4 separate regions of the Mus musculus genome follow, and all the other regions are linked to region 4. A link is a loop called in an ENCODE intact Hi-C map of the cell type or tissue named here. Cell type or tissue: left cerebral cortex. All regions are shown on one strand. Each heading gives the region's core, and the rest is flanking DNA. Links, peaks and the distances in the headings are about the cores only. Region 1 overlaps Mosmo (modulator of smoothened). Region 2 overlaps Vwa3a (von Willebrand factor A domain containing 3A). Region 3 overlaps Gm5737 (predicted gene 5737). Region 4 holds the start of Pdzd9 (PDZ domain containing 9).

What was found. Hi-C counts contacts between places; a loop is a spot of excess contacts. Peaks named below come from ENCODE experiments on the same cell type or tissue, not always from the same donor. Only the 100,000 strongest peaks of a DNase experiment are listed, where the experiment ranks them.
Region 1: it touches region 4 in a loop (3-fold over the local background); 24 of 42 quality-filtered maps call a loop at or near these places.
Region 2: it touches region 4 in a loop (10-fold over the local background); 25 of 42 quality-filtered maps call a loop at or near these places.
Region 3: a loop joins it to region 4, with 7 times the contacts of the local background. A loop is called at or near these places in 40 of 42 quality-filtered maps.

What each region holds. Positions count from the first base shown.
Region 1 is chr7:120,724,306-120,731,963 of GRCm38, forward strand. Mosmo (modulator of smoothened) reads left to right here. Exons shown (of 3, transcript NM_001164580.1): 2 at 1,815-2,027; 3 at 6,172-7,658. The coding sequence ends at 6,356. Among named protein-coding and RNA genes, the nearest start is that of Vwa3a, 11 kb to the right of the region's middle. In left cerebral cortex, for the core only: a CTCF peak has its summit at 3,456 (motif pointing left); a DNase peak (open chromatin) is centred at 3,453.
Region 2 is chr7:120,750,707-120,758,364 of GRCm38, forward strand. Vwa3a (von Willebrand factor A domain containing 3A) reads left to right here. Exons shown (of 34, transcript NM_177697.3): 3 at 1,829-1,952. Among named protein-coding and RNA genes, the nearest start is that of Vwa3a, 15 kb to the left of the region's middle. In left cerebral cortex, for the core only: a CTCF peak has its summit at 4,168 (motif pointing left); DNase peaks (open chromatin) are centred at 1,404 and 4,157; H3K27ac peaks cover 294 bases.
Region 3 is chr7:120,819,459-120,827,116 of GRCm38, forward strand. It overlaps Gm5737 (predicted gene 5737), which reads left to right. Exons shown (of 12, transcript NM_001370881.1): 7 at 1,165-1,247; 8 at 2,738-2,875; 9 at 3,814-3,879; 10 at 6,606-6,669. Among named protein-coding and RNA genes, the nearest start is that of n-TLtag1, 12 kb to the right of the region's middle. In left cerebral cortex, for the core only: a CTCF peak has its summit at 4,056 (motif pointing left); DNase peaks (open chromatin) are centred at 4,038 and 5,847.
Region 4 is chr7:120,666,847-120,674,504 of GRCm38, forward strand. It overlaps Pdzd9 (PDZ domain containing 9), which reads right to left and starts at 3,497. Exons shown (of 4, transcript NM_001040136.2): 1 at 3,320-3,497; 2 at 1,534-1,713. The coding sequence starts at 3,350. In left cerebral cortex, for the core only: CTCF peaks have their summits at 3,493 (motif pointing right) and 6,352 (motif pointing right); a DNase peak (open chromatin) is centred at 3,505.

The DNA of each region.
Region 1 (7,658 bases), core at 1,081-6,080, 57 kb after region 4:
TTATCATAAACGTTTGCTTGCTTCGCCCATCTCCTCCCTTCAGAGGTGCTGAGGATTCATTCTTGCTTGCTTGTAATAAGGAATTTTATCAATACAGGAGCAGAACCCCTTACAGCTCAACATTCATCAGGTTTTCTCCAATTTGCTTATACCTAACATTTTCACTTTATTGTTTGTTCTGTTCATATTTACTTGCTGTGGTTTAGCTAGACAGGGGAGGCAACAAAGATTGTCTTACTCAGAGAGCCTGACAATCAGCGGGCACACTGGACATCCTCATCCTGTGCTTAGTCAGAGAGCAGGGAGGACTCAGAGATAGAATGCCGGAGAGAGCTCTCAGTCCAATGCACCGGGTAGGAGCTTACGATTTGGGGGCACAAGGTAACCCTCAGTGCAGATCTCGAGTGGGTAGGTGGGGAGAGTTGCCAGTCAAGCTGCTTTTGTGTGTTGAATCGTAAAGACAGTTGCCTCCATAGTAGAGATCCACAGTGCAGTGTTGTGTGCAAGTGTCTTTCATCACGACATTTGCAGCTTTTATAAGCTCCACGACTACACAGAGGTAGTTTGTCAAAAGTCTTTTGCTGAATGATCAGGAGTGGTTTCCGGTTAGGAGTTCACGGGCGCTTCTGTGAATGCCTTCTCTGTTTCCAGAATTACAAATAGAATGCTTTAGCATAGTAAGGCTCTGCCCCACCTCAACTTATCATTCAGAGGAACCTTTTACTGCTTAAGAAGTCATGTTATCCCCTAGCAACTCTCAGTTTCTAGATTCCAAGCAGCACCTGAGGACAGAGTGGGTGGCAGTACTATGAAAGGGATTTGTTTATCTTCTCAGAGTTCTGGTCAGATAGATTATCATTAGAGAGGGATGGTCATAGCTCAGGTTTACAGCTTTATGGAGCCTTTTCACCACTTTTTCTTCTACACAGGCTGGACCACATGTCTGATCCCTGGAACCCACATCAGTATGGGAGAAGCTTGTTCTTGTTGCTCCACAAAGCTGTCCTTTGGCCTGCATGCCCCCCTCTCACCCCCAACACACACATCACTCTTTTACACCACCATACATATTGATACTACTAATACAGTTTTTGAAAATTAATGATGTCAGAGGTACTTTACAGATTGCTTCATAACTTGCATTTTCCTGTTATCCTGTGATGGTGTTAACTCTTATATAGTAATAAAAATAGTCAAACCTTTTAGTTTTGATAACTATTTAGTGTTTAATGCATTATGTAATTTTATATATTATCATTCTGTATATTTCAAAGTTTGTGTTTAATTTCTTAAAATATATTTTCTCAGTCAAAATAAAGAGCTACTCAATGAGTCTTGAATCTAGCAGCAGAGAAGACCAGGTCTTGCTGCCAATGTGCAGACTCAGGAAGGCCGGGGCCCCAGCCGGCAGCTTTGCTGTCTTCCCTGGAACTAGAGCAGTGCCTGACACAAGTACTCTGAAAACCTGTTTAGGAGGCCAACTCCTGAGCGTATACAGTCAACCTGGGCTCCAGTCTCTAGTCCTTGTAGAAAGATTGTCATGACAGAAAGACATGTGTTTGTTCAATAAATGGCTGAACTAACTGTCCTTTATGGTTCCTGAGGCTTGTTCTTGTTGCTTATGTTCATTTTTTACATTAATCCAAGCACTGTATCATTATAAACAGCAGCAGACTGCTGAAGAGAATTCCTTGATTAAATGCTTGGATTGTCCACACAGATACCAAGACTTAAGTTTGAAAGGGGTTTGCTGGGGCATATTCCCTGGGCATGCCAAGCATACTGAAGTACTCCCTCCCTTTGCATCTTCCCAGGAGCACTCACTGTGGGCCTGGTGCGGCAGTGTCAGACAATCCATGGACGAGACCGGACCTGCATCCCTCCTCGGCTTCCCCCAGAATGGGTCACCACCCTGTTTTTTATCATCATGGGAATCATTTCCTTGACTGTCACATGTGGTTTGCTGGTGGCTTCCCACTGGCGAAGAGAAGCTACAAAATATGCTCGATGGATAGCATTCACTGGAAGTAAGTAGCCATGCTTACTAAGTTGTTCTAGAAGGCAGCACAGTGGCAGTTTCACGACGACTATCAAGATCGGTCCTAAGGAGCGGTAAATCTTCCTGGAGCACCACTCACTTGGCCATGAAATAGACCACACAGTCCCATCAGCGTCCGCACTGCAAGACCAGGACGCCCACCCACAGCTGTAACTGCGTTGTGTGGATGCTCTTTTAATGAGGCGTTATTCCTTTCTGTAACTGAAGTGGTTCAGGTTTGTGCTGTGGAGCTACCAGTAGTCTGAGTGGTTTCCACTTCTGGAAAGTACTGGTGTCTGCCAGCAAAATAAAGATAAATCTGGGAAAACATATAACTTAGGTGAAGGCAGTCATTTGCTTTTTAATATTGTCGATTTTTGTTTCTTCTGGGTTGAATGACCATTGAAAAACCAACACATTTAGTTGTTGTAGTAATTGTCAAAGTTTCTTACTCTACTAAGCTATTCCCTGCAGTATCATGGATTTATATATTACATATAATATTAACTTGTAATTTGCAAAACTGATCTAATTTCTGAACACTTTGGAAGCTTATCCTTAGAGGCTACAGGGTAGTACTGCACCCTCAGGAGTCCCTGTCTCTCCAGCTTTCTTTGGAACTTCGTTTCTGACTTTGTTTTAGTTTTGTCTACACATCTCCCTTAATATTAAAATTTAGATCAAGCTGCCTTTGAGGCGAGCAAGTACTCCTTATCCTTATTAAGCAATAAGAAACAACTGATATTTTTCTTGTCAGAGATCTGAGACAACTCTTAACAGAGAGTAAGGGCCAGAAGCAGTTACAGAAATGAAGCCCCTAGCTGAAAATTGTTGATGAGGAATTTAAATAAAGAGAAAACCATTCTTCATCTACTCACAGACACAGTCACTTTTCCAGGAAGATTCAGTCATTAATGAGTAATATAATATCAAGGAGTGCCAAAAACTTAAAACTAATGACCCAAACTTACATGAGGCAAGGAAGCCCAAGATACCCACCCACAGAGGGAGAAGAACCAGGCTTATCTTTGTTTCTCATCCCCTTCAACAATAAGTATATATCGTTGCCTCCAAAATGCAATGTACTTTTTCTTTTATTTTTGAAATTGCATGTGCGTATGAGAGTGATTCAGAGTTATGGATGGGCAATCAAGTGAAGTCTCATTCATTACTGTCACCAGCCCTCAGAACCTCTCTGCCAGAGGCACATACTATTTTTGGAAGTTTCTAAACAGTAGAGTTATATATATTGAAGCATATATCTACTCTAAAAAATGGATACTTTTATAAAAATGTCTCTATTCTGTACCTTTATAACTTAAAATGGCTTGGAGTGAGTTATTTAGGTTGGCATTTACCTTACTCTGCTTGCTGGCTGAAGAGCAGTCCAGGGAGGAATTTAGCTCCCCCTAGTGGTCCTGCCCTTGGAGATGTACCTGAGCCCTGCTGTATATGAATCTTCCATTAGTTAGGGTAGTATTTTTGTAATAGTGTAATGGTACACCCTCTACCAGGAGAGCCCCACATGAAGGGTCTTGCCTATCGGACATGTGAGACAAAATGAGTCGTTTTTCTTTTAAGTCCAACCCTATTCTTTCGTTGCTGTGTGTGTGTGTGTGTGTGTCTGTCTGTCTGTGGGCATGCCCATGTGTGAGTGCATGTTCATGTGGAGGTCAAAGGTTGATGTCATGTGTCCTCCCTATCACTCTCCACTTGGTTTTTGAGATAAGATCTCTCACTGAACTGGGCGCTCACCATTTGGCTAGACCGATTGGACAGCCACCTGGACATCCATCTGTCTCCACCAACCACCTCCCCACTCAGGTTCCAGACGCATGAGCATGCCCAGCTTTCTGTGTGGGTGCTGGGGACCTGAACTCACACCGCTGACCTGCACAGGTGTGCCGCCTTACCCACGGAGCCATCTCCAGCCCCTTTGCACTCTGGTTTACCTTCTCATCTGCTACTGCTCCTATTGTCACTACCAGCATCCCGTGCCACAGAGGCGACAAAGCTATTGTTGCAAGCTTACTTGGGCCCAGAGCTTGATCTTCAGCTGTGATAGCTGGTTTAAGATCTGAAGTAACTTCACAGCTCTTAATACCTTAAATCCTCCCCCATCTACATACATCTGGACCCCAGAAAGTACAGGGAACCAAGTTCCTTCCCTAGGCCTTAAAGTTAAGATCAAATAGGAAGTCATTGCTTTTTCAAAATTTAATTGAGCTTTTCCTAATCAGTTTGCAAAATACTCTTCAAGTGTAACTGTAGTTGCTAAATGAATAGTATTTATTGCCCATCATAAAGGACCATTATGTGTGCGTCCTATTAAACATTAAGGAACATTGTGCATCCTATTAAACTGCTTCTGGATTGTCTTACTGTTTCCTAAGCTACTCAACATCAGAGGGAAAAATTGTTTTAAGAATAAACATGCAAGTGCATGTGTTTCACATGGTGTATGTGTATTGACACAGGGTCGCACTGTGTGTGCAAACTCAAGCTAGCCTGCTACTTGAGGTCTTCTTACCTGTACTTCCCAGGAGCTAGGATTGGCTCATACGCACTCCACTCAGCCCCGTGGCTCCTAGTCGACTAGTTTTATTTCACTCACGCACACTTTTATTTAAAAGTGTTTATTGGTGGCTAGTTAACAAAAAAGACCAACACCCAACAAACCCTAGTTTTTTCACTACATTTTTCACTTGAAGGAGTTACAAAGAATCTGTTTGCTTGTTTGATATTGTTTTGTATAATCATTTGTCTAAAATGAAATAGATTTTCTGACTACACAATATAGAATAATCTACTGCAGTGCTACAGAGCACAAAAGTATACGGATATGTTTCTCAAGTGATATGCTACTCAAGCAAATATTACTGTTTAGTGTATTATTGGAAGTTCATCTAGGAAAAAATTCCATTAAGTCCTTCTGATTGACCTACCCAGAAGCTATCGTCAACTGATACATTTGTCCAGGGCTCCTTTAATATTCCTGGAGATAGGTTTATCTTGGGAAAGGTTTCAGATCTTCATACCAGCAGCTAGTTCATCTGTGTTCACAGAGAGCCTTCTATCCTAAGAAATGCACGGGACCATGAGCTCTTGACTACCACCTTCAAGAGGCACAAACTCTCTCAGGAAAGCTAAGCTTGCTGTGGATAATTTATGTTTCCTGGGAAAAGCATTGCTTTGGTAGCCTGGGGGACACAGGATTTGGTAAAAGGTTAGACAGACATGATTTCTGCCTAGATACTGGTGTTCCTGGTAATCTTTCTAGAAACATTTTCTTGAAAAATATATTTCATTGTGTTTGTAAGCCCAAAGGTTTTTTTTCTCTCCCTCCCTCACTTTGTTGTCTGTGTGTGTTCAGAAACCTGATAGAGATGTTACTGCTCTGGAACACTGTCCATGAGAGATAACCACTCTGACAGTTTGCTAGCCATGCCAGAGGTCTGACCGTCTTTCTCCAGCTGGGTGAAAATGAAAGTAAGAGAAGTCGTTCTGACTTCCTGCACCTTTTCCTAGGTCCCCTCTACTGCTGCGAGGAGGACTGGCTGACAGCTGGGACGTAATGGAACAGTGTCTACTTAGCACTTCTGTCAGCCTACACTTTGCTAGGGTCTTGACATGGCTTAGTTACCACTCTAGTACGTGCTATATATTTCTCCTATTGAAAGAAACAGGCCAGCTATTAAATACTAGGGCCAGGACTTCCCCCAACTCTGCCCTTAATTATAAACGATTATGACAGACAGGCAGCTGGAACTTTACCCCTAATTCTATCTTTAATTACTAAATGTTTAAGACAGGCAGACATACAAGGGTTAGAACTTCATACACACACACACACACACACCTTAATGTTCATAATTCAAGATCCTCTAAAAACCTGTATAAAGATGTGTAACCCAGCTTTCCTGTGTTTGGTTTGCTGGGCTTCGGGGTTACTGTGTGAAATGTAGTACATGCAGGTCTTCTGACAAGGGTTGGTTGTGCTACCACAGGTTTGGCCTTGTTATCAGTCCACAAACCCTTATAGAAATTGTCTTGTACCAAGTTTTCATTGTTCTTTTTTTTTTTTTACATCACCAAAGCATGTTACTAATGTTGTGTTTTGGTTTGTTTTACAGTGATCCTTTTCTGTATGGCTGCCCTAATATTTCCAATAGGATTTTACATCAATGAAGTCGGAGGTCAACCTTATAAGTTACCCAACAACACAGTAGTTGGGTCATCATATGTACTTTTTGTCTTATCGATTTTCTTCACAATAGTAGGACTTCTGTTTGCTGGCAAAGTCTGTTTACCAGGCTGACGAATGTCTAAACGGCTTAACTCTTTTTATTTTTTTATTTTATTTTTTATTTTTAGAGGTTGGGAGGACAAAGAGAAGGCATCTGGGCAGTCCTCTCATAGGAAGATGCTTAGATGAACCTGATGCTGAAAAGGAAAAATTGCTTTGATTTGTTCTCACTATGCACTTTGGATTTAAAAAAAAGAATGAGAGCCTTTTCCATAACCAAATACAATATTGACTAAATCTCCTGAGCATATTCAGGCAGTCAGTCTGCACTGTGATAGCAACCTAGTGAAGGAGAGTGCTTTATGCTGAAAGCATGTGGCCCCTTGTGACTCTGTTGATCTGTTTTTAATGTCTAATGATTCATTTGAGAGGGGGGAAAGTCTAGTATTTATGAATCATGATGGACCAGAAGGGTGCAGGAGGTTCGTGTGGGGCTGGCCTCACCTCCTAAGATATTAGTATTCTCAATTTCCTTGTCATGTTATGAGCCTTTGGCACCACAATGGATTGCCGTTGCATTACTGCACCAAGAAGCCAATAGATCAAAACTTGTTTGCTAAAATGTATGTAAAAATTCTAAAACTCCCTAATCTCTGTGTACAAAAGAAAAAAGAAAACACTAAGAAACAAGTTTGGGGTGGGTGGGGGAAATCTTCCTTATATTTATATAAATATATATATAATATATATATTTTGCTGATGCAGTATACAGTGTGTATATGTGTGTGTGTGTATGTGTGTGTACATTTGTATATGCACACATGCAAACAGTTCCTGGACGAGAACTCTGAATGCTTGCTAGCAAAACACTGTGGTGTGCAACCTAGAACTCAATAGAAAAAAGCCATTTATCTGAAGGCTGCATAGTGGAGAGAGTCTTCAGTTTACCTCATTCTTTGTAGCAGCCTTTGATTTTGACAGGTTTCTGTAATAGGTACAAATAACTCCATACCTTTCTAGGTGCAATTTTAAGTTAAGCTAAAGATTCTTTCTAAGTTTAATTTATTTGTATATGACAGTAAAGGTAAGGTCATGCCAAACCTTATAGTTTGGGGAATCTGACACTGTTGGAATGAATAACAATTGTCATCTATTGTACATTCATTTTTTCCACTGGTTCAGTCTGCTACGTTAACAATGCAGTGTATACGTTCAGGCATACAACTTCACATAAACATTAAGGTCACTAGCAAATATCTGGCTGTTTTGGCTATTTACAACACTAGTTCTGCTCTTCCATAAAAATCGCATTTTATCTGTATTAGTAGATCTTCACCAAACTCTTAAGCAATACAATATTCCCTCTAATGCTTT
Region 2 (7,658 bases), core at 1,104-6,103, 84 kb after region 4:
CCTCCAGAGTAGGTTCTGGAAATGAGTCTCAGGTTGTCAGATGTGATGGCAAGTACCCTGACCCACTAGACTATCCCATCAGCCCACTACTGATTTTTTTAATATAACTTTCCTCATCAAGAATAGAAGGTCATGCTGGGCAGTGGTGGCGCATGCCTTTAATCCCAGCACTTGGGAGGCAGAGGCAGGTGGATTTCTGAGACCAAGGCCAGCCTGGTCTACAGAGTGAGTTCCAGGACAGCCAGGACTACACAGAGAAACCATGTCTTGAAAAACCAAAAGAAAAAGAAAATAAAAGAATAGACTCTCTAGGGCTGGAGAGATGGCTCAAAGCTCAAGTATGCTTATTGCTCTTGCAGAGAACCTGGGTTCAGTTTCCAGCACCCATGTGACAGCCTGCAGTCATCCAGGATGCTAGTTCCAGGGATCCAGGCCTCAGTGGGCACCAGGCATGCAAGCAATTCACTGCATATATGCAAGCAAAACACTCATACACACAAAATAAAATAAATCTTTACTTTTAATGAGTAGAAACTCTGAAAATCCAAAGGCAATATCCACCTCAGTGACTCCCAACTGGGTGTTGCTTGCAACCCTGACCAAGACCCTTGGGGTGGGGATAAGAAGGCACAGACTTCAGGAGTCAAGCAAGTGGCAAAGGCAGACTCATTTATTGCTAGAACTAGGCAAACTTTTATAACCCTTCCCTGCACCTCATTGGCTTTCAAGTAGCCAGATCTGGTGTTGTCTCTTTCTCATTGGCTCACTCCATCACCTGATCCAGCATCAGTGGTCTCTAGCCATGTTGGCAGATTCTAGATTGGCTCAGAGAAGAAATGTTAGCAGTGCAGGCTGGCCTGGTGCATGTGCTAGCATTGTGGCTTGGCTAAGTTCCCCTTACAACTGTGGACAATTGTAACCACCAAGGGGCATGCCTAGGGCACTTGGGATTGTCAACTGACTGGTAGAGGACAGAAATGCTGTTGAGCACCCTACAGAACACATGGCAGTCCCACAACAGACCAACAGACCTGCTTACCCACATACCAGAAGTACCAAGACTAGCTGGCCATGGCAGCTTTAATCCCAGCATTCAGGAAACAGATGTAGATCTGTGATTTTTTTTTTCTTGAGGCCAGCCTGCTCTATAGCACATTCTAGAATAGTCAGGGCTACATAGAGGCCCTGTCTTAGAAGAAAAGTGCCAAAGGAGTGCTTGCTCTTCTCATTGACTGCCTCACCCTTGTGGAGCACGGAGCCTTACAGCAGCGGGTGCCTGGTGACTGTCCAGTGCACTCAAGCTGAGCTGAACCAACCCGGAGAAGTGCTGTCTGTCCATCGCATCTGTGTTCTTGCACCGGTCAGGAGAGGAAGGCTTAGGTAGTTACATGATGACAACTCAAAGGAGCCATATCTTCCCACGGTCAGGGTGATTCATTTCTGGAAAATCCCTGCTAAATCTGGCTTCCCAAATGAAAATAGCAGTAAGAATTTGCTCATGAGAATTGAGGGTGGTGAGCCTTGAAGAGGGAGCTGATAAATGGTCGTTGCAACATCTTACACAGAGTGGGGCTTTTGAGATCTACCTAAACTGTAAGAGAAAAACAAAAACAACAAAAAAAAATCTCACAAACCACCATTTTATCAGAACTCTGTAGGAATCCTTTCTGTTTCCACAGAGAACTAAAAAAAAAGGTTTCTGATTCCCATTAGGAACCCAAAGGGGACGGAGAGGGGGAGGGGAGAGGAGGGGAGAGGGGAAAAGAGAGACACTCATGGTGGAGAGGCGACATGGGCTGGGCACTGAACAAATCACTTTGTTTTGTAGCATGGACAGAAACACTGACAGAGATCCGCAGAAGCAAGAGAACAAGAAGACCATGAATGACCTCGCCCAAACCTCACAGGATGGATTGCTGGTTACACATGTTAACCAGACCCAGGACTTACTGGTAACAACCACACTGCTTTAGTTCACCAGGGACACTTACAAACCATAGCAGGGAACGGGGAATGTGCGGAACTCTTTCTTCTAGAGGACCCAGCACTGGGAATATGATCAAGGTCCCCTCTGTAGCCCCCTAGATTTAGAAATGAACGAGGAGTTTCTGTCTTGGCTATACAGTTAATCCTTCAGCCTCTGGGAGCATCATTACCCCTTTAGGATCATATGAGGCTCCTGGTTTCATTATCAAAGCCTAGAGTATAAAGATTTGATTCTAAAGCTCTCTTTCCAGAGATTTTTCCTATAGAAGTCCCTAAAACCTAGGTCCAGAAGTCGACTTTAGGAAGTGTTGTGGGAACAGGAGGGCCAGGGCAGAAGGCTTAACTTTTAAAATAAAAGGGGAAAAAAAAAAACAAAAAACCCACACTGTGGTTTCAGATTCATTCCGTGTACAAATGACCCTCTACCTAAGATCATGGACAACTCTTGAATTCTCTCTACCATGGAAGCTATCATCCCTACAAGTTGTAAGTGGAAGGTAGCTGGCCACCACCCACCAGAAACCCACACTATAATATAAATTCCATATCAGTCAAAGGATATCCAGCCTTATAACACCATCAATGAAACAGCCAGGAAAACCAGTCAACTTTTCCTTCTCTCAAGTTTAGGCATTTATGGGAGAGCAGATTTAACTAGACTGAAACAAGGAAACCAGGCCTGGAGGCACAGACCTAGTAATCTCAGCATTCTGGAGGTAGAGGCAAGAGAATCAGGAGTTCAAGGCCAGCCTCAGCTCTCTGCTACTGTGAGGCCAGCCTGGGACACAGAAGACCCTGTCTAAATATAAAAAATAAAGAGGAAATACAGATAGAAGAAGGCATTCAGTGGGGTCAGCTGCCAGTGGTGTCCAGTGATGCACAGTGACGCCCAGTGACTCGGGTCTTTGTTCATCTGATTGCATCTCAGACCAGCTGACTTCGCAGGTATGGGAAGGGCCTGACCCAGCTTTATCAGTTACAGACAAGCCTCGTGCTTCTCCTCCCAGAGCAGTAAGAGGGTTTTGACTTCCCTGCGCTGAGCAGTCAGGGTTGTCCATGTAAAGTGTCTGCTTTACAGACCCAGGGCCCCCACCCCAATGAAGAAGCTACTCACTGTTGGTACCCACAAGCAGAAAGAAGATCAGTTTTCTCTAGGAGTATTTCAGGGGAGAGAGAAAAAGAGCATAAGGTCGGGGGCTGAGGGATCTGGGAGGAGTTGGAGAAAAACATGATAAAAATATATTGTATGGGCTAGACATATTGGTACATGCCTTTAATGCCAGCACTCAGGAGTAAGAGGCAGGTAGACTGTGCCAGACTAGAGTCAAGCTCAACAGGGTCTTCTTTCCCTGCTGATTCCGCCAAGCCCGTTCCCTTGGCTGTGGTTTCGCTGGGTAGTAGGTAGGGACAGTGAGAATCTCGTTCATCCATTCATGCGCGTCACTAATTAGATGACAAGGCATTTGGCTACCTTAAGAGAGTCATAGTTACTCCTGCCGTTTACCCGCGCTTCATTGAATTTCTTCACTTTGACATTCAGAGCACTGTGTGAGTTCAAGGCTATCTTGGTCTACATAGTGAGTTCCAGGACAGCCAGGGCTACACAAAAAAGCCCTGTCTAGAAAAGTATATGTTTATATGTGTGTGTATATAAACAACACACACACACACACATATATATATATACATAATTTCCATACAATATATATAAATATTATACACATATAATATATATTTTATACTGTATGAAAACCTCTTAATAAAATTTATATATGTATGTATATTTGTATATATATACACACACATATATACATATACATATATATGTATATATATATGTGTGTGTATATATATGTGTGTGTGTGTATATATATATATACACACACACACACACATACACACACACATTTTTAAGTTATATATATATATATATATATATATGTATATATATATATATATATATATATATATATAACTTAAAAATTTTAAATGCCCACTTTTGCAGAAGAGCAGGAGGGCCCTCAGTGTCAAAGGTGATGTGTGTAGAAATGGACTCTCTCAGATATCTGCAGGGCAAAAGCCACAGGCTGAAACATGACACACTATTTCAAGTGCAAAATGGAAAAAGGGTGCGTGATTAGTGTTGCGCACACAGTATCCTGGAAGAGGGCAGCGCCACCTAGTGGCCACAGGATGCAGAGCCTTGTTTCCTGAAGCGGGTGGTTAAGACTGGTGCCTGGACAGCCAGGGCTACACAGAGAAACCCTCTTTCGAAAAACCAAAAAAAAAAAAAAAGAAAGAAAAGAAAAGAAAAGAAAGAAAGAAAGAAAGAAAGAAAGAAAGAAAGAAAGAAAGAAAGAAAGAAAGAAAGAAAGAAAGAAGAAGGAAGGAAGGAAGGAAGGAAGGAAGGAAGGAAGAAAGAAAGAAAGAAAGAAAGAAAGAAAGAAAGAAAGAAAGAAAGAAAGAAAGAAAGAAAGAAAGAAAGAAAGAAAGAAAAAGACTGGTGCCTGGCAGCAAGCCTCTCAAAGGCGGGACAGGTAGTCACAGCATTAAGTCATTTAATGAGACAGTCTCTTGTGCCGAGAACTACGGTTCGTGCTCATTCAGAAAATCAGTGTAGTGTTTGGTTACAAGCTTGACTTGACAGAGCTTTTTCGATGAATCCCAGCTCCATCGCGGTCCATTAGCTGTGCGATCTTGGCCAAATCACTTAATCCTCAGCTTCCTCGGCAGAAAAGTGTCGGTCTCATGGGGTTACAGAACTACTATATAGAAAGTGCTCGGCATAGCCTAGGCACTGTGTTAGTGTTTGCAGTAATTAGGAGTGTGTGTTCACATATCCTGAGCAAGTGCTAATTTCTTCCTGAAATCAGACAGTTCACATATCCTGACACATATTCTTCCTGAAATCTGGTCCTGGGCAAGGAATGTGAGGTGAGCAACACCAGTACAGGAGCCCTAGCAGCCTTTGTTTTCAAGGCCTTTGTTTTGTGACAGCTCTGCTTATAACCAAATCGAGGGAAAACCGAAAGCATTGTTGAGAACTGTAGGTGCTGCAGGTCACATCCTAGCATCACCTGCCCCTCACACAGTTAGTTAAGGAGAGTGAAGTGCCTGCAAGAAAGCTGAGGCACAGACAGGCCCACGTGTGCACTCTTCCGGCCTTTTCATCCCGTGTCTTCTGTCCTCTGCAGAGTGGCTCATCCCACTGCAGTAGACAGCTTTGTGCCTTCAGTCAGCCCACTTGCCCACAACAGTGAAAACCCTGATATACCCAAGTCCAACGATGGGCCACCAAGGGTGTCAAGGGTAAGCTTGACAGGCCATTTCCATAGTCATCAGATGCTACTGTGTGTGTGTGTGTGTGTGTGTAGAGTGTGTGTGTGTGTAGAGTGTGTGTATGTATGTGTACAGTGTGTGTGTGTGTCTGTGTGTACAGTGTGTGTCTGTGTGTGTGTGTGTATAGTGTGTGTGTGTCTATCTGAATCTGTGTGTGGAGTGTGAGTATGTATCTATCTGTATCTGTGTGTGGAGTGTATATATGTGTGTATCTGTATCTGTGTGTGGAGTGTGTATGGTGTAGCTGTATCTGAGTATTGTACGTGGTATGTGTGTATGTCTATCTCTCTGTGGTGTGTGTGTATCTGTATCTGTGTATAGTGTGTGTGTGATATGTGTGTGTGTGATGTATCTATATCTGAGTGTGTGTGTACATGTGTGTGTGTCTGTGTCTGTGTGTCTATGTGTCTCACAGTGGTCCTGAGCTGGATTCCAAACCCTCAGTAGACAACCACTTCTCAGCCTTTTACCTGAGGTTAAGTGAAGTAAATGGTCCAACTCCATCTATATTCAAGGCTCTTCTGTAGCACACAGACAGCAGCAGGCATTGCACAAGAGGCTCTTGCCTAACCCTGCTCTACACACTTGTGCAGCTTATACGTGTGCAGTCTGTACTTTTATAACACCACTTCTAACTTACTACTGTCTTCATTAAAAAGCACCAGGACCAAGGTAACTTATAAAGAAAGTGGTTAACTGTGGGCTTGCTCACAGTTTTAGAGAGTTCGTTCATGACCCTCATGGTAGGTAATATGACAGCAGGCAGGCAGGCATGGTGCTGGAGCAGTAGCTAAGAGCTTACATCCAGAGACAACAAACACCACGTGACACAGAGAGAGTCAGCTAGGATATTGTGGACGTGTGAAACCTCCAAGTTCATCCTCAGTGACCCACCTCCTCCAACAAGGTCACACCTCCGAATCCTTCCCAAGCAGTTCCTTCACCAACTGAGGACCAAGTATTCAAATGTATGAGCCCAGGGGGCCAATCTCACTCAAACCACCGCAACTCCATTCCAGCTCATGTTGCCCTTTCCCTCTTCACATATCCCGCCTCTCCACACCTCCCTGGCGCCACCTGGCATGGCCTCCCTTGCTGTGGGCAGGGCTGGCTCCTTCTTAGCCCTCAGTTGCCTGGCTCAGAGGCCTTCTCTGACTGCCTCTCAGCTAGGCGGCCTCCCAAAACCACCCTTGCCATTTTCCAGCCACTTTTCATCCTGCTTTCTTCTTAAGAGCGTTCCTTTCTGACACTCTCCTGCATATTGACTTCATTTCCCTGTCCATCTATCCACACTAGAACACAAGCTGTGAGAGGACAAGAGTATTTTTACTTGCATCATAGCCGGAGCACCCAGGATGGGACCGGTTCAAAGCAATGACTCAGAAATACCCTAGAAGAGATCAACAAGGGAAGGCTGGCTCAGTCTGAAGTCAAGGCTATCCAAGGCTAGCTCTGGAAAGCATCACCAGTGCTAAGTGCTTGAGGTAGAGTTTCTTCTGCTCCACTACCAGGTCTGCGCACATAGCCTGAGCTGAGAGTACTGAGTGACACAGATGTCACTAAGCACAAGGTATCATCACATATTTGATGGCTCAGTCCTGTGGTAAATAAGGACGTATTCCCCTATATACCCACCCACCCACTGCTCTGGTTCTGGGCCCCGGGTGGAGCTAGAATGCCCTAGTCTCTGCTTGACCAGTTAGTGTTTGTTGAGGTCTCTTGGAACGCTAAGGGACAGAACACACCTGAAAAGATCTAGAGCATACAGTTTTGGAAATTAGCAAGATCATCCCGCTGAGAAGCAACCAGGAATTTATCCAGACCTTGCTCACCACAAGGGAGCAGCCCCTATGACTTGTGTTTGCGATAGACTCAACAACAGGCTGGAATATAGAACAATTCATATGGAAGAAAGGGCCTCCCAATACCTCTGACGGTAAGCTCTCAGCAGGTGGAGAAAGACTCAACAGAAGAAGGTATCTCCTGTGATTGGTTTGGGAGATATACTTGATTCTCTCCAGATGGTCCTGGGTAGGAAGCAGAGGCAAAAAACAAACAAACAAACAAGAACCAAAAAACCATGAGAAACTAAAAGTCATTGACCAAATCCCAGCCAGGCTGGGCCAATTTTTGCACAAGTTGTGATTCTACTATTGTGCCGTTTGGTCATTGTATCTCTGTCTAATCCCTCACAAAGTGAGCTGCCCTTGAATATGTGAGCCACATTTGGGGCCTGATATAAGGGTGGTGTCACCAGGGCAACCAACCTCATATTCATGTTCAGCGCTCTCAGCAAGGGGATTCGATTTGTTATGGCTGTTGTGATGTTGGTA
Region 3 (7,658 bases), core at 1,404-6,403, 150 kb after region 4:
ATGCATGTCCCCAGCTTTCAATGCTCAGAAGAGTCATGGATACCTTAGGCCTGCCCCTCCGTGACGTGGCTCCCCAGTGTCCCTCTGGTCACCATTGGCTGCAACCTGACCTCCCTCCACCATGCCCCCAGGGACCCAGAGTTTAAACTTAGCTATAGGACACAGAAAAGCTCAGCTGACACCTGCCTTCCAGGAGGACAGCCACGGTCACCAGAGGTCCATTACCGTGGTCTGTAATCCAGGCTAGTCCTGAGATGGCCTTCACTTGACTGACTGCCAGAATCCTAAGAAGTAGGTCACAGTGCCCTGTCAGTGTGTTGTATCCTTTTGCGCCTGCTTGAGTCAGTGTCCTGCAACTCTCACAATGACTTAGAACATTCTCTTGCCATCTGAAAGCCAGAGCCTGGAGTCTTGGTGTTAGCTAGTGTAGAGGGTTGACCTTCCCTTGAAGGCTCTGAGGAAGAGGCCTCTCTCTGTCTCCTCCGGCTTCAGATGACTCCTGACCTTCTTATGGCCTCCTTGGCCTCTGTTGGTCTCTTTCAAGACTCCTGTAGTTGGATTAGGCCCAGCTGAAAACCTACAATGATCTCAACTCACCAATATCCTTAACTACAACCTTAAAGGCCCTTTTTCCAAACACAGCCATATTGGCAGGTTGTAGCAAACATATCTTTTGGGGGACCAATCTATCATCCACAATACTGGGCTTCATTGTAAAGGGAAAGGTGTTTGGTAAAGATGGAAGGCTCTGTCCCTGGCTTATTCATGGGGAAAGGGAACATACAATGGAGGTGTCAGGAAAACAGATTTGTAGGAATAAAAAAGTCACTGGTTTAGAAAGGACAGATCATAAATAGCTCAAGGGCTGGTAGGAGCTGATGGCCAATGCCCTCAGGGTTTGTGGGCCTAATACCAATGATGCCATGAGATAGTTCCAGGTTAAAACATCCTAAGAACACCACCCATAAGGACCTCTGTGGGCGGTGAGGGGGAGGGTCCCCAAGGAAACTGGGCTGCTGTCAGCACAAGGTATTTATATTGGGCCTTCCATACAGAAGCAGGAGAGGTAGATGGCTTTGGCCTCCCGTCCTCATTGGCTGTGGGCCCCCCACCTCCACGTGCCACTCCTCTGCATGCCCCTGACCACCCTCTCTTCTGTCCCAGGAGGAGGCACCCTCCGCACCTGTGTGCTCCGTCCCCCAGGGATCTATGGTCCTGAAGAACAGAGACACCTGCCCCGGGTGGCGGTAGGTCTTCCTAGCCTTCCTGTGACCAGAGACAGAAGGAGTCAGGTTGACGTGGTGTGCATGCTGATTGGACTTTTGCAGCTCTGGGACTATGGCTGCAGGGGGCTCTAGGCTTCATGTCCTCACAGCCTAGTCAAGGAGACAGATGGCACAGTCATAACTTAGCATAGTGACGGCCAAGTAGAGAAACACTAGAGAAAATGAGCCTGGCAGGAGAGATTCAGGAGGACTTCCTGGAGGAAGGGATGCCTGTGGTGTCTGGAAGGAGGAAAGGGGATTCCCCCCACCTCACCCCACCCCACTCCACCCCCACCCCTGAGAAACTGAGGTAAGAAGAGGAAGGGATGCCTGTGGTGTCTGGAAGGAGGAAGGGGGATTCCCCCCACCCCACCCCCACCCCTACCCCACCCCCACCCCTACCCCCGAGAAACTGAGGTAAGCAGAGGAAGGGAATGCCAGGTAGAGGAGCAGCTTGAGCGCTGACCTAAGTGTGAGGAAGGTTAATGTAATGAGATCCCTGTGGCTGGGACTGACTGAGTGCAAAACTGTGGGAGTTGGGAAGGGCACCTAGGGAGTGCTGTCCAGCCCTGCTGCTTCAAATATTCCCCTGCCCAGTTCTTACAGGTCAACTACAGGGACAGTTCCCCATGCAAATACTTCCTGAACTACTCCAGTGTGCGCATTACTGCTCTGGCTTAGGGACAGAGCAGCAAATAGCAGATGCTCTTGCCCTCGTGTGGCTTCTGCTCTCACACCAGGAGATGGATTAAAAGAAATACGCAAGCTGAATTATAAAGAGTGTTGGGAGATGCCAAACGCAAAGGGAGAAAAGAAAAAGTGGATGGATGGAGGGGATTGGGCTTCTGGGGAAGTTGGAAAAGCCCCTTGGAGAAAGAAATATTTTAAACTTCCCACGGGAGGAAGGAGATGGGCAGGTCAGGCAGGCTCTTAGACAAGAGCCCTTACACGGGGCATCCTTTACACGGGGCATCTCCTCAAAAGTCCAGGAAGAGACAGACAGCCCTGGGGTCATGGTAGCCCAAGGAGTAGAGGGGGTCCATAGAAGGAGTTGTGAAGGAGCTGGCCCCGTCTGGAAGGGCTTCAGGCACTGTCTGCCTTTCAGTGTTCATATGGCAGCCCATGTGCTCTGCATTCATCAGATCAGGTGGTGCAGAGGGAATGGACAACTATGATGCATACAGAATCCATACTGGAGCTGCTGTCGCTCCCAAGGCGAGATGGGCTGCAGTGGTGTGGCTGGATTCTGAACAGACATAATGGTCGAGGCAGCTGGGTTTACAGCTAGTTTGAATGTGAGGCATGAGAAAAGTTAAGAAGCTCAAAGGTGGCCCAAGGTTATCTATGAGACAAGAAAGCAGAGATGTCCAGACAACTTGGGACATGGGAGGTGGGAGTCTAGCCTATGAGCGTGTATACAAGGCGTAAAGCCACCCAGGTGAGCTTGCACTGTCACCTCTCCCCCATGCCAGAGCCACATCAAGAAGAGACTGTTCATGTTCCGGTTTGGGGACCGCAAGACGCGCATGAACTGGGTCCATGTGCAGAATCTGGTGCAGGCACACATGCTGGCGGCCGAGGGTCTCACCATGGCTAAAGGCTACGTGGCTGTGAGTGTTTTGTGACATCCCTGTCCCCATAAGGAGGGAGGCCCAGAACTGTCAGAGAGCATAATTAGCTCACCGTGACCCTGTGACATCACAGCTTCCAACGGAAGCATGTCACAGTCCTCATGATACTCATCTTGCTGAAGAAAATGAAGTACAGTGAGGTCCTGTGAGTCCTTCGGAGTCACACAGCTTGTCAGGGTGGTCACCCTATTACCAAACTCGGGGCCAAAGTCAATCCTTCAGAAGCCAATTATAAGAATCAAATTAGCCCAGCCCTCAGGAAGCAGGGGCACATGAATCTTTTGAGTTCGAGGCCAGCCTGATCTACAGAGCGAGTTCCAAGACAGTCAGGGCTACACAGAGAAACCCTGTCTTGAAAAACAAGAGTTAAAAGGACCCAGTGATCCCTCCAGTCTGTCTTGGGGTCCTGAAGTGAGATTAAAGTTTAAATAGAGTCCCTGGAATATGCACGTTTCCACAGTCCTGCTCAAGGTCACTAAGTGGGCTTAGTCCTCAACTGTTAGGTGGTCTGAGTAGTTGTTACAATTGAATGAAAGGAGATAAACTCCCCTCTGGCTAGGGCCCTTCCAGTTTCCCAATATGAGTACCCTAAAGAAATTCTCTTTTTTTTGGGGGGGGGTGTCTATTGTTTGAATAGTCTGATAGTCAGATTGACAGACACCAGGCCCACAACATCCATGTCTCTTTAGAATACCATCATTTCTGCCAAGCCAATTACAGCTCTTCATAGAGAGTTACCCTGTCTTTCTTTAGCGTTGTCAAACCACATACTGCTTTACTAAGGTGTTGTCCAGGTCTCTTCCCAGAACTGCTTAGGGGGACAAGAGGGCCGAAGGAGCTTCCAGGAGCCAGGAGAAAGAGGGGATCAGGCTGTGGGCAGACACCTGACTGTACCTCTTCCCTCCTGTCACCCTCAGAGCGGGCAAGCATACTACATCAATGATGGGGAGAGTGTCAACCTCTTTGAGTGGATGGCCCCACTGGTAGGTGTTCTCCCCGACCCCTAGCCCAGAGTGAGTCTCTCAACCCCACCCTCTGTCCTTGTATCCTTTCCTTCCACCAAAACCATGAATTTACCTTAGAAAGCCAACCCTTTTGGCACGTGCCTGAATGGCACTGGGAGAGCCGAAGCTGGGCTGTGACTGCCCCCTAGTGGAACCATGTGTTCCTGCTTTTGACACTGACCTTTCTATAATTGCCTCCTGATTTGCACTGATTCTGGCCTGTGAATCTAATGTCATTTCTTTTTTTCGATGGAATCCAGGGCCCTTGCTAAAACAAGTGGTCCTACACTGAAAGGGGAGGTTGCTTGAAATCCCTAGGCAGGTATGTGGTCACCAGATCCTAGAGGGAGGAGGGAGTTTGGTCTCTGAGACCCCTGACCTCGTTCAACAACCCACAGTCTCCTTTGGACCAGGCCCATCTGGAAAGTGAGCACAGAAACCTGGGTAGAGGTATAGGGGTTATCGTGTCCTGCTGGGCCAGTGGCAGCTCTGGTTTGCTCTATTTAAAGAGCATTTCCAGGGGCTGGAGAGATGGCTCAATGGTTATGAGCGATGGCTGCTCTTCCAGGGACCTGGGTTTAAGGCCCATCACCACATGGCAGCTAGCAACCATCTGTAACACCAGTCCCAAAGGATCCCATGCTCTCTTCTAGCCTCCGCAAGCACCAGTCATACACACAAGCAAAACACGCCTCCCTACATGGGAGCTGGAGAGCTGGGTTCAATTCCCAGCACACACATGGCTGCATACAACTGTCTGTAACTCCTGATCCAAGGGGTCCAACACCCTCACACAGACATACAAGCAGTCAAAACACCAATGAACAGCCAGATGTGGTGGCACACGCCTTTAATCCCAGCACTTGGGAGGCAGAGGCAGGAGAATTTCTGAGTTCAAGGTCAGCCTGGTCTACAAAGTGAGTTCCAGGACAGCCAAGGCTACACAGAGAAACCCTGTCTCAAAACAAACAAACAAACAAAAAAGAAATCCTGTCTCGAAAAAAAAAAAAACCCACCAATGAACATAAAATAAAAATAATAAATTTTAAAAAAACAAACACTCATACATGTAGAGGGTTTTTTTGTAATTTTTTATGTTAAAAAGTACTTTTATTCAGATATAACTTACAAGTTATGCAATCCACCTACAGAAAGGATACAATTCAACATAGTTTTCTTTTTTAAATTATAGTCTGAGTTTTACAACCATTACCATAATTAAGTTTAGAATAGGTCTTCATCTTCAGAAAAGTAAAGCAGGCCTCTCTTGTTGGCAACGTGGCCCTGTATCAATTTACCCTCAAGCCCAACCCACCACAGGCAACGTGAGTCTTTCTCTCAACTGCCCTGCCTATGTTGGCTGTTTCATGGGAGGAGTGGCCTTTGTCTGGCTTCTTCCCCCTTAGTTTCCATGGTTGATCCACGTTGTGACATGTATTAGGTAGAGACTTCATTCCTTTCCTTTTTCTGTGATATGTGTATGTCTGCACCTGTGTATACAAGTGCACATGTATGTAAGCACACGTGCCTGCTAGGGTCAGAGGACAACCTCTGCTGTCATTCATTAGGTACACATGTGTGCACATGCACACACACACACACACACACACACACACACACACACACGGTGCTGGGATTGCATTACTGTGTATTTCTATGGAGTTTCCGGGCTAACCAGTAACTCTAAGCTTAGCTTCCCGTGGAAGAACTGCCAGAGTATTTTCCAGAGCCTGCAGGACTCCTGTCTGCTCCCCAGCAGTGGGAGAGTGCTCCCCAGCAGTGGGAGAGTGTTCCCTTTCTTTCCAGCCTGCCTGCCTTCATTAGTTTAGCTTTGACTTGAAGAGGTTTTATCCAGGTGGACAGCTCTATTCACTCCCTGCCCGTCTGTTTCTTCCAGCACTTCCTCTTGCTTTCCACACACTTGCTGAGCTTTATCTTTTTCTTTAATAGTACAGTCAGTTCTGAAAGAGGGGGAAAAAACCAGATTCTATTTAAGAACCTGGGAACAGATTCATGTGTGGGTGGATATAGTAAAAATCTAAATGGTGTGAAACAGTCTAAGTTTAAAAACCTGCCCTATTCCAGGCACTGGTGGTATACGCCCTTTAATCCCAGAACTCAGGAGGCAGAGGCAGGTGGATCTCTTGAGTCCGAGGCCAGCCTGGTCTACAGAGTGAGTTCCAGGACAGCCAGGGCTATACAGAAAAACCCTGTCTCGAAAAAAAAAAAAAAAAACAAGAAAAAAAAAAAAAAAAGAAAATACAAAACCAATAGATAAGAGATGGCTTAGCAAATAAAGAGTCCCAGGACCTATGTGGTTGGAAAAGAAAACTGATTCCAACAAGTTGTTCTTCTGATCTCCATATGCATCATAGTACGTGCCCCGCCCCCCCCCTCACATACACACACACCACATAAACAGGGAAAAAAAGATTTGTTCTGTTTTTAACTATTTGAATTATCCTGATCAAGGAATAGATTGGTGTGCAAAATGATGATGGTGGTGATGATGTCAGGCATAGTGTAAATGCCCTTGATTCCAGCACTCAAGAGGTAGAGGCAGGCAGATTTCTGTCATTTGAAGCCAAGCTGGTCTACATAGAGAGAGAGAGGCCCTGCCAGGAAGATATGGAAAGCAGGTAGTCTTTCTTTACCAGCCAGTGCCTAAACAACCCATTCTCATGTCAGACCGTGTTCCCTTGCAGTTTGAGAAGCTGGGGTACAGTCAGCCCTGGATCCAGGTACCGACCTCCTGTGTTTATCTGACAGGTAAGGAAGAACTTGAGTGTGAAATCCCGTGGGCCAGGTATGCAAACAACATGTGTGTTTTACATTATTGGAAACCCAAGGCCTGGACTAGGATGAGGCCAGCGAGGCCCCCATGGGTGAGGGTGATGGACTTTAAATAGGTTGTGCAGGGACACCCAGCCAGACCCTGCACGCAGAGGGGCAAATGTCTCGATATCACTACAGCTGTGTTGATCATAGGCCTACCCCGCTTAAGTTTGAGCCTCTAACAACTGTAACTGTGACTGTAACTCTTGTAAAAGAAGAGACTGGAGCTCTGAGGCCTGCCTCAAGTGGTGCAGTGACAGGAGAGAGGCAGCTATGACTCAGACTTAGCTGAAAGGCAGAGGAGGCCTGAGGCTTCCCTCTTCCAAAGTCTGGGGCATGTGGAGACTTTGACCTTGGACTCTCCCATTTACCCCTGCAGGTCAGTATCTGCTCCCACTCCCTGGTCCCACCCCACCAGGACAGTGTGCCCTGCTGCTGCCCTCTGCTGGCCTCCTAATAAGAGCGCAAGCAGGCATCAGGCTTGCTGTGAGCTGCCCAAGGGAACGGTAGCCCTCAAGTCACAAAGGGCTGTGTTTCTGTCGCATCAGAGGCTGGACCTACTCTTTTTAAATGCATTTGGGATGTTACTGAAATCAAAGACTTGTAAACTTGTTACCCAGGTGGGAGATTTCTGTATTCTGTACTCTGCCACAATGATTGATATGCATTACCTGTAGCCCAGGTGATGACAACTTGCAAGGATTGTATATAAATAACAGTTCTCTGTAAGCTAGCTGCATTTTGGTGCATCTTCACGTTGGCAGAAGCAATGGTGTCAGGACAGAAGGGAAGCACTCCCAATTCCTCCCTCTCCTACCCAAGTCAGCATATCAAAATAGGAGAGAGCCAGGTGTGGGAATCTGCACTTTGGAGGCTGAGACAGGAGGATCATGCGCTCAAGATCAGCTTGAGCTACCTAGAGA
Region 4 (7,658 bases), core at 1,440-6,439:
TAATTAACCATTAAAACAATTTTCAAAGAGAGCTCAGAGAGCTCACTAGTTGGAGCCTCGTCATGAGATTCTGTGTCACATTCAGGTGTCAGTAATACCATATTTATATGCTGATTTAGATAACCAGTATGTCCCCTAGGCTCAGTTATTTAAACAACTTGTCTCCCAGTTGTTGGAGCCTTGTTGGAGGAATTATGCCACTCGGGGCGACCTTCGAGAGTTTATAGACCCACCCCACCTCCAGTTTGTCCTCTGTTTTCTGCATGTGGTCGGATGTGACCTCTCAACCTCCTGCTCCAGTCCCCTGCCACCCTACGTCCCCTGCCATCTAGAAGCACTTCTCTTCCATACACATATTGTTCAAAGACAGCTCGAGCCGAGGCAATGCTCAGTGGGCCTGACAAGCAAGAGGGCCACAGTTCAGGTACCCAGTGCCCATGCACATGTCTGGTGCATGTGACGGCCCACCTGGAATCTAGTGCACACTGGCTAGTGACATTAGCTCACCTGCAGACTCCAGGCTCACATGAGAAACTCCACCTCGATACATATGATAAAGAAAGACCCCCCCAGCACCAATCTGGCACTCTCTATATCACTCACACATATACATGCAGAAAAAATAATTTTAAAAGACAACTAGCTCTAGAGAAGCCATGAGAATGAGAGCTAATTGGCATGTTTCTAGAGTTCTTGTTTTCATAGCTCTTCACAGCATTTTACCAAATCCTAACAACCTACAACAAAGATGGGGCTCTCCCAATCTAGATAAGAGGTCCCTGAGGCTTGAAATACTAAGTGACTTTGACAAGGCAACAAGGTGACAGTTCTTGGACCTGATTTCAGAACAAGTAGCCTGAAGTGGTTTTCCCTCATCCTGCTATGCATCCTTGACTCCTAGGCACAGCACCAGAGGCCAAAGCCAACACTGGTAAAACCATGTCTTGCATTGGATAGAAAACATGTTCCCCCAGAGACCTAAGAAGTGAGGTGATTTTGATGAGGTAGAGCCTTAGGCTTGGAGGGGTTAAATTCCAGAACCAGGGCAAGCTCCTATGCGGCTGCATACTTTGCATAGTAGGTCAGTGCAGAATGCTCCCCAGGGGGGCTGAGAAGGTGCAATGAGATCACGTGTCTCCAAAGACATACTGGTTATCTAAATCAGCATATAAATATGGTATTACTGATACCTGAATGTGACACAGAATCTCATGACGAGGCTCCAACTAGTGAGCTTATGATTAGCACTTCCCTGGAAAGAAGTCTCCATGCACAGTCTAGGGTGGTGAGGTGACTCCGAGCCACTGAATGAAAATGAACCTGACGAGGAAGATTCTACCACTAAGCTCTAGTCTCCTCAGCCGCAAAAGGACGACAGTAAGAACATGTCCTACTCAGAGTGTCATTAAAAGCCAAATAGATATCGTGTGACTGGAGTATATGAGTGGCGGCAACTGGGCCATGGGAAGACTTCAGGGTCAGGCTGACTCTCTGAAGGCAGGTGGGAAGGAGGCACAAGGGAACCACGGTCACCTGGCTGGAGGATTCCATCACTGGCTGCGGCCCCTTTATTGATGAGGTGGCTAATCTGGAGGTAGGGTCCATTCTGGATGACGACCAGGCCCAATCCCAGGTTGCCCACAGTGAGTTTGGTCTGAATCACTTTGTTCAAGCTGCTTACAGACGCCTTGGCCTTGGAGAGTTGTTCTTTTTCTAAGAGAACAAAGGGGATTTGTTTCAGTGACTTATCAAGACAACACCAGCATGGCAGTGGTGCTTCGGAGCCATGAAACTAGACTTCAGGAGCCCTGTCGCAGTCATCCTGGTCTTCGGTTTCCCCTTTGGGAAAATGAGTGTTGAAAAGTATGTGGAAGCTAAACAGGACAGGTAAAGGGCTGTTGTACGGTCTAGTACAGCATTAATAAAACCATTACCACCATCCATTCACTTGACAGTGTTTACTGATACAAGCAGTGTGCTCAGGCCCTGGATTAACTATGGGGACCCAGGTGGGCTAACTGCCCTTGTGGCTCTTACAGACTCATAGAAGACACAGCTGTCAGTCAGCCAGGTAAACACAAATTGGATGCTAAATAGAAAGGTCCAGAGAGCTCTGAACACAACAGGGACCTAAATTTCACATAGGGACAGGGACCAGCTTTCCCTGAAGGAGTAAATATGAATCAGAGTCAAAGTACCAACCAGCGGGGTAGAAGGGTCTAAGGCAAGAGGAAACCAGCCTTCGTGGGGCTGCCTGGAGCAGCATTGGCAGGTGGGGGAGGCCCACGGCCCGGCGATGGGCTGCTATCCAGGTCTACCTTAAGGAAATCTTGGAAGCAATTTAAGCTGGACATGATCTCAGGTTGTCATGGTTTTGAATAAAATCACCATCCTGGCTGCTGTGTGGAGCCCAGAATGGAGAGAAGAAGTAAAAGCAGACTGCAGTCCCTCAAGCATCTCACAGCCTGGCAGTAGAAATGGGCAGTGGTGGAACCACACAGCATCTGGGAGGAAAGACAGCATTCTGTACCACACGCAGCTCCTTCTGCAAGGGCTAGTGATGCTCTGAGATTCGCCAGGCCTCGGCCGAGTCTGTGTGTCTGGGGCATTTCCAGGATCACTGTTAAGATGGGCTTCTCAGCTTCCCGTGTCCAGTGGTAGGGACTCAAGAGGCTCACGGCAGTTCTCAAAGCAGATACCTTTGTTGGATAACTCCAACAACCTCAGTTGGAGAACTGAAGCTTACAAGTTAAATGTACTTATTAAGTAATCTTATTTCAAACAAACAAACAAACAAAATAGCAGTGGGATGGATGAGACGGCTCATCTGGTTAAGGCAGTCAAGCTGGACAAACTGACTTCAGTCCCCGGGGCTCACACGGTAGGAAGAGAGGACTCACACAAGGTCTCCCCGAAACCCCATACACCCAACAAAATATCATTTTAAAAGTTTAAAGAGAGAAGAGTGAAAGAACTAACTCAAAAATATCTTTACACATGGTTCCATGTTTAGTCACTGTCCATGGAAAAACTTCTAGAAAACAACAAAGCTACAAGAAATGGGGGTGAATAAAGGGCGATTAAGGGGAGTGAACATGTTCTCTTGTTTGAGTGTGGTAGTGGTCAAGAGTATTACATACTTGTGGAAACTCATAGAGCTGTCCACTAAAAAAGAACATCGCACTGCATGCAAAGTTATATCTCCAACAAACAATGGTGAGAGACTCCGACGTGTGGCTGACTGCCCATTTTACAGGAAAGGCAAATCTAGGAAGGCTTGGAACCCAAGGCATCACCCTCGTCCTGTTTCCCCGTTTACCATTTTTGCTTTTGAGAGAGCCCTTTTCCATTGCTCAGAGCAGGGCTCTCTTGATCCTCCCAAAGCCTAGGCTGGAATCTGTCCCAACTTCCAACAGTTTGGAATCCTCGAGACCCCAGATGAGGACCTCAGGCCACGGGGAATCCTCGATCCGTCCATCTCTTCGAATGGCCACCAGGGGGCGCTGCAAGGCTGCTTCCCAGATTTTGGGCAGCCCCGTAGTTGCCACACGGCTTCAGTAGACCCTGGAAAATGTGGCAAGAGTGAAAACTACTCCAATGTAGAGTATGAAAATTATATGGAAAACTTTTTTTCTGCAGGAATGAGCAGAGTGCCAGCTTCACACAAGCCTCTTCATTCATTGTGGGAAAACACTGGAGACAGAGTGAGAGTATAGAGGGGAGAGGGCCTCCATATGTGAGCAACAAGGCTGGGAGACTATAGAAGATCCCGGAATCCCCTGAATGGTGGTATTCAAACGTTGTTACATCAACAGCTCTAACTGCCGTGCCAGTGTACTTTACTCATGTGTGTTCTACATGAGAAAGGGCCAAGAATGGCCTGAAAACAGTGAGTCACTATTAGAGACAGATTATTGCTTCCTTTCATTTCCTAAAAATAATTCCTCCTCCCCCACAATTCACTCATACAACAAAAATCCACTGGAAGCCACGGTGTGGCTTGCGGGGATGCTGAGGACAGGAAAGTAGACGAGATGGACAGAAACTTTACCCTCCTGGAAACTGAATTTCCTTTTTTTTTTTTTTTTTTTTTAATCCCCCACTCCCCACAAGACTGTGTGTAATCTGTGTAGCCCTGGCTGTCCTGGAACTCACTCTGTAGACCAGGCCTCTACTGCCTCTGCCTGCCAAGTGCTGGGGTTAAAGGCACAAGACACCACTGCCTGGCTAGAACTTTTCTTTCTCTCCTTCTGCCCTCCTCTTCTTCCTCTCTTCCTCCTTCCTCTCCTCTTCCTCCCCCTCTTCTTCTTTGAGACATGGTTTTGTGTTTTGTTTTGTTTTGTTTTGTTTTGTTTTAATGTATCATTGGCTGTCCTGAAACTCAAACTCATAGAGATCCACCTGCCTCTGTCTCTAAAGTGCTGGATTAAAGGCTTGTGCCAGCATTGACCAGCTTGGAAATTGTATTTTTAACATAGATGAAGGAGAGAATTTTAGGAAAGTACAGATTATGGAAGACAAATTTTAGAAGATAAAATAGTATAATGAAGCGGATCACCACTCTGATGGAGGAAAAAATTAACCACCTTGCCCTGGGGCACTCTGTCCTGTAACAAATGGTTACCAAACACCTATTGAAAGTCTGGTGCTGTGCCAAGACTTTTAGGGTGAGCCTGGGTAGGTCTCAGCTTAGTCTTCTGTTTCTCTAGCTCTGCCCAAACAATAAACCAGGACGGATTTTCATTGGCTATACCCCTTCCTGCAGGGTTTTGTGCAAAGGGAACCTCCTGCTGCATTTCTTCTGATAGACCACCCTTTTCTTTTTCCAGTTTGGCTGGAATCCATTCAGGTGCCAAGTATATTTTGTCACAAAGTGCACCCTTTATCTCCATCTTCCTGCCAGGAGAGAGTGATTAGAAATGTGGGAATAGGGCTGGTGAGATGGCTCAGTGGGTAAGAGCACCCGACTGCTCTTCCGAAGGTCCGGAGTTCAAATCCCAGCAACCACATGGTGGCTCACAACCATCCGTAATGAGATCTGACTCCCTCTTCTGGAGTGTCTGAAGACAGCTACAGTGTACTTACATATAATAATAAATAAATAAATCTTTAAAAAAAAAAAAAGAAATGTGGGAATAATTCCCATCAGTGATCTTTCCTTCTCGAGTAGAAAAATGCTTTAGAGTGGATACTAGGGTTGTCCTGACTAAAAGAAATGTGTGATACAAAATTCAAGAGCTGTGCTTTCCTGATTTCCTTTCAGAGCTAAGTAAACTTCTCCTCCATCTCCTGATGCTGCTCGAAGGCCTTTTGCTCAGGACCCCATGTCCCTTGAGCAGCTAGTGGCCAGTGCAGGGTTATCACAGGGCTCCCAGCAAGCCTAGCTGTGGCCCTGCCATGGATACTCTATAGTCTCTGATTTCTCTGCTCAGTTTTGTTTCTTTTCTATCTCCACCCAGAGATATGGGGACCAACAGCAGTCTCTAATAACTCCTTGTAACTCAACCTCTTTCCTAGAGAACCCAACCCACAGCATCAAGAGCTAGAGATAACCTGGAGTATAGATGCTAAGAAACGATTCGGGATCTGGACCACCCAGTGGAATGATGGCCAATCCTTAGGAGAACTTAGGGAGTTTTGGGGATGGGAAAACTCTGAAATTCGTAATATTTCTTTATAAATGGTATGGCATAACAGAGGAAGAAAACGCACTAACATGGATCCTGGACACAAAACAAAACATTCACTGGGCCACGAGTCGTCAGCAGTAGCAATCCCTAGAAAAACAGCAAACGGCTGCCACAGGGACAGGGAGCAGTGCTTGGCACTAAGCTAACGTCTGGGCATCACAGGCCTGTCTTACAGGACATGGGTGACAACTGCAACTTGAAAGCTAGAAATGAGGGTCTAAGCTACCCAGCACATACGTCACATGAGAGGTTCTGACAACAGGTTAAGAGGGATTATAGGTGAGTGGGAGGATGTGATGAGAGGCTCCAATTTGCCTCAAGATGGCAGTGCCCTCATCCAGTAAGAGGGCCACCCAGGTCCTGCAGGAGATGCTTGCAGACCCAAAAAGAAGCAAGTCAAAATTGAGCACTAAGCCATAAAAAGAAATAAGCTTTTTGTTTCTTTTTTGAGACAGTCTCTCTGTGCTGCCCAAGAACTTGTGGTCCCCCTGCCTCAGCCTACCAAAGACAAGGACTGCAGGTATAGTCCCTATACCTAGCCTTCTATATGCTTTACAAAAAAATTTTTCTTGGTTTGATATGTAGGTACACATCTTTTTGTTGTTGTTGTTGTTTTAAGATTTATTTTTTATAGTATATATAAGTACACCATAGCTGTCTTCAGACACACCAGAAGAGGGCATCAGATCTCATTACAGATAGTTGTGAGCCACCATGTGGTTGCTGGGATTTGAACTCAGGATCTTCGGAAGAACAGTCAGTGCTCTTAGCTGCTGAGCCATCTCTCCAGCTCCTGTAGGCACACATCTTTAATTCCAGTGTTCAGGAGGCAAAAGCAGGTGTGTTTGTGAATTTGAGGCTAGTCTTGTCTATACAGTGAAATTTGGGCCAACCAGTGCTATATTTCATAAAAGGATTTATTACATTTATGTGTGTATACATGGACATGTGTAGATGAGCATGCATTGTCCTGGTCAGGATGTAGAGGTCAGAGGAGTTGGTTCTTTCCCTCGACCATGCTGATCCTAAGCATTGAACTCAGGTCCTCAGGACCCATAAGCAAGCACTTTTCTACTGAGCCATCTCTCTGGCTTGCATCTCATTACAGTAGGAGAGTTTCGTCAAATCCAGGTAAGCATGTCCCAAGAATGGGGGATATGAAGGGAATTCAAATCACTGGACCAACGTGGTTCTTTTTCCTGTAGTCAACTTTATTAGAAGATGTCGAGGAACTGAAAATTTACTAGGCAGACATGGTACCACATACCTGCCATCCCAGCTCTTGAAAGACAGAGGCAGGGTATAAATTCCATACCAGCCTGGTCTACCTAAGATCCTGTCAAAAGGCCAGGGTGGTGGCACTTGCCTTTAAATGACCCCAACATTCAAGAGGCAGAGGCAGATGGGTCTCTGAGCTCAAGCCCAGCCTGGTCTACAGAGCAAGTTTCATGACAGTTAAGGCTACACTGAGGAAACCTCAAACCCAAAACCCAAAACACTTTATGACGACCAGGTTACACACTTCATGACAACCAAGTTACAGAATAAACTACAAGATGCACTTTGTAATACAGGCGCTCCCTCAGGGCAGAGGGACTGGTCCCCAGCTATGGAGAGGGTTGTAGGTTGAGTGATCTGATAGAAGTCTTTTAAGGGCATTTATGTATGTTTCCTTACTTGTGTAGACTATCTATTTGGTCAGCAGGCTACAGGGATCCTCCTGTCTCTATTTCCCCAGTGGAGGGTGGGGGGTGTGTGTGGGGGGGTCATAGGCACTGTGCCTGGGCTCACATGGGTTCCAAGCAAGACCTCCTGCTTGTACAGCAAGCACCTTACTGACCGAGCCATCTCCCAGCCCTCTGCTGTCTTCTTGATGAACCAGCCTTGGCTGAATAAGCTGCTTTCCCCCAAGACAATGCCCCCTTCCCGGGGTAGCTAGCACCTAATACCTAGTCGGTACTAGAAGAC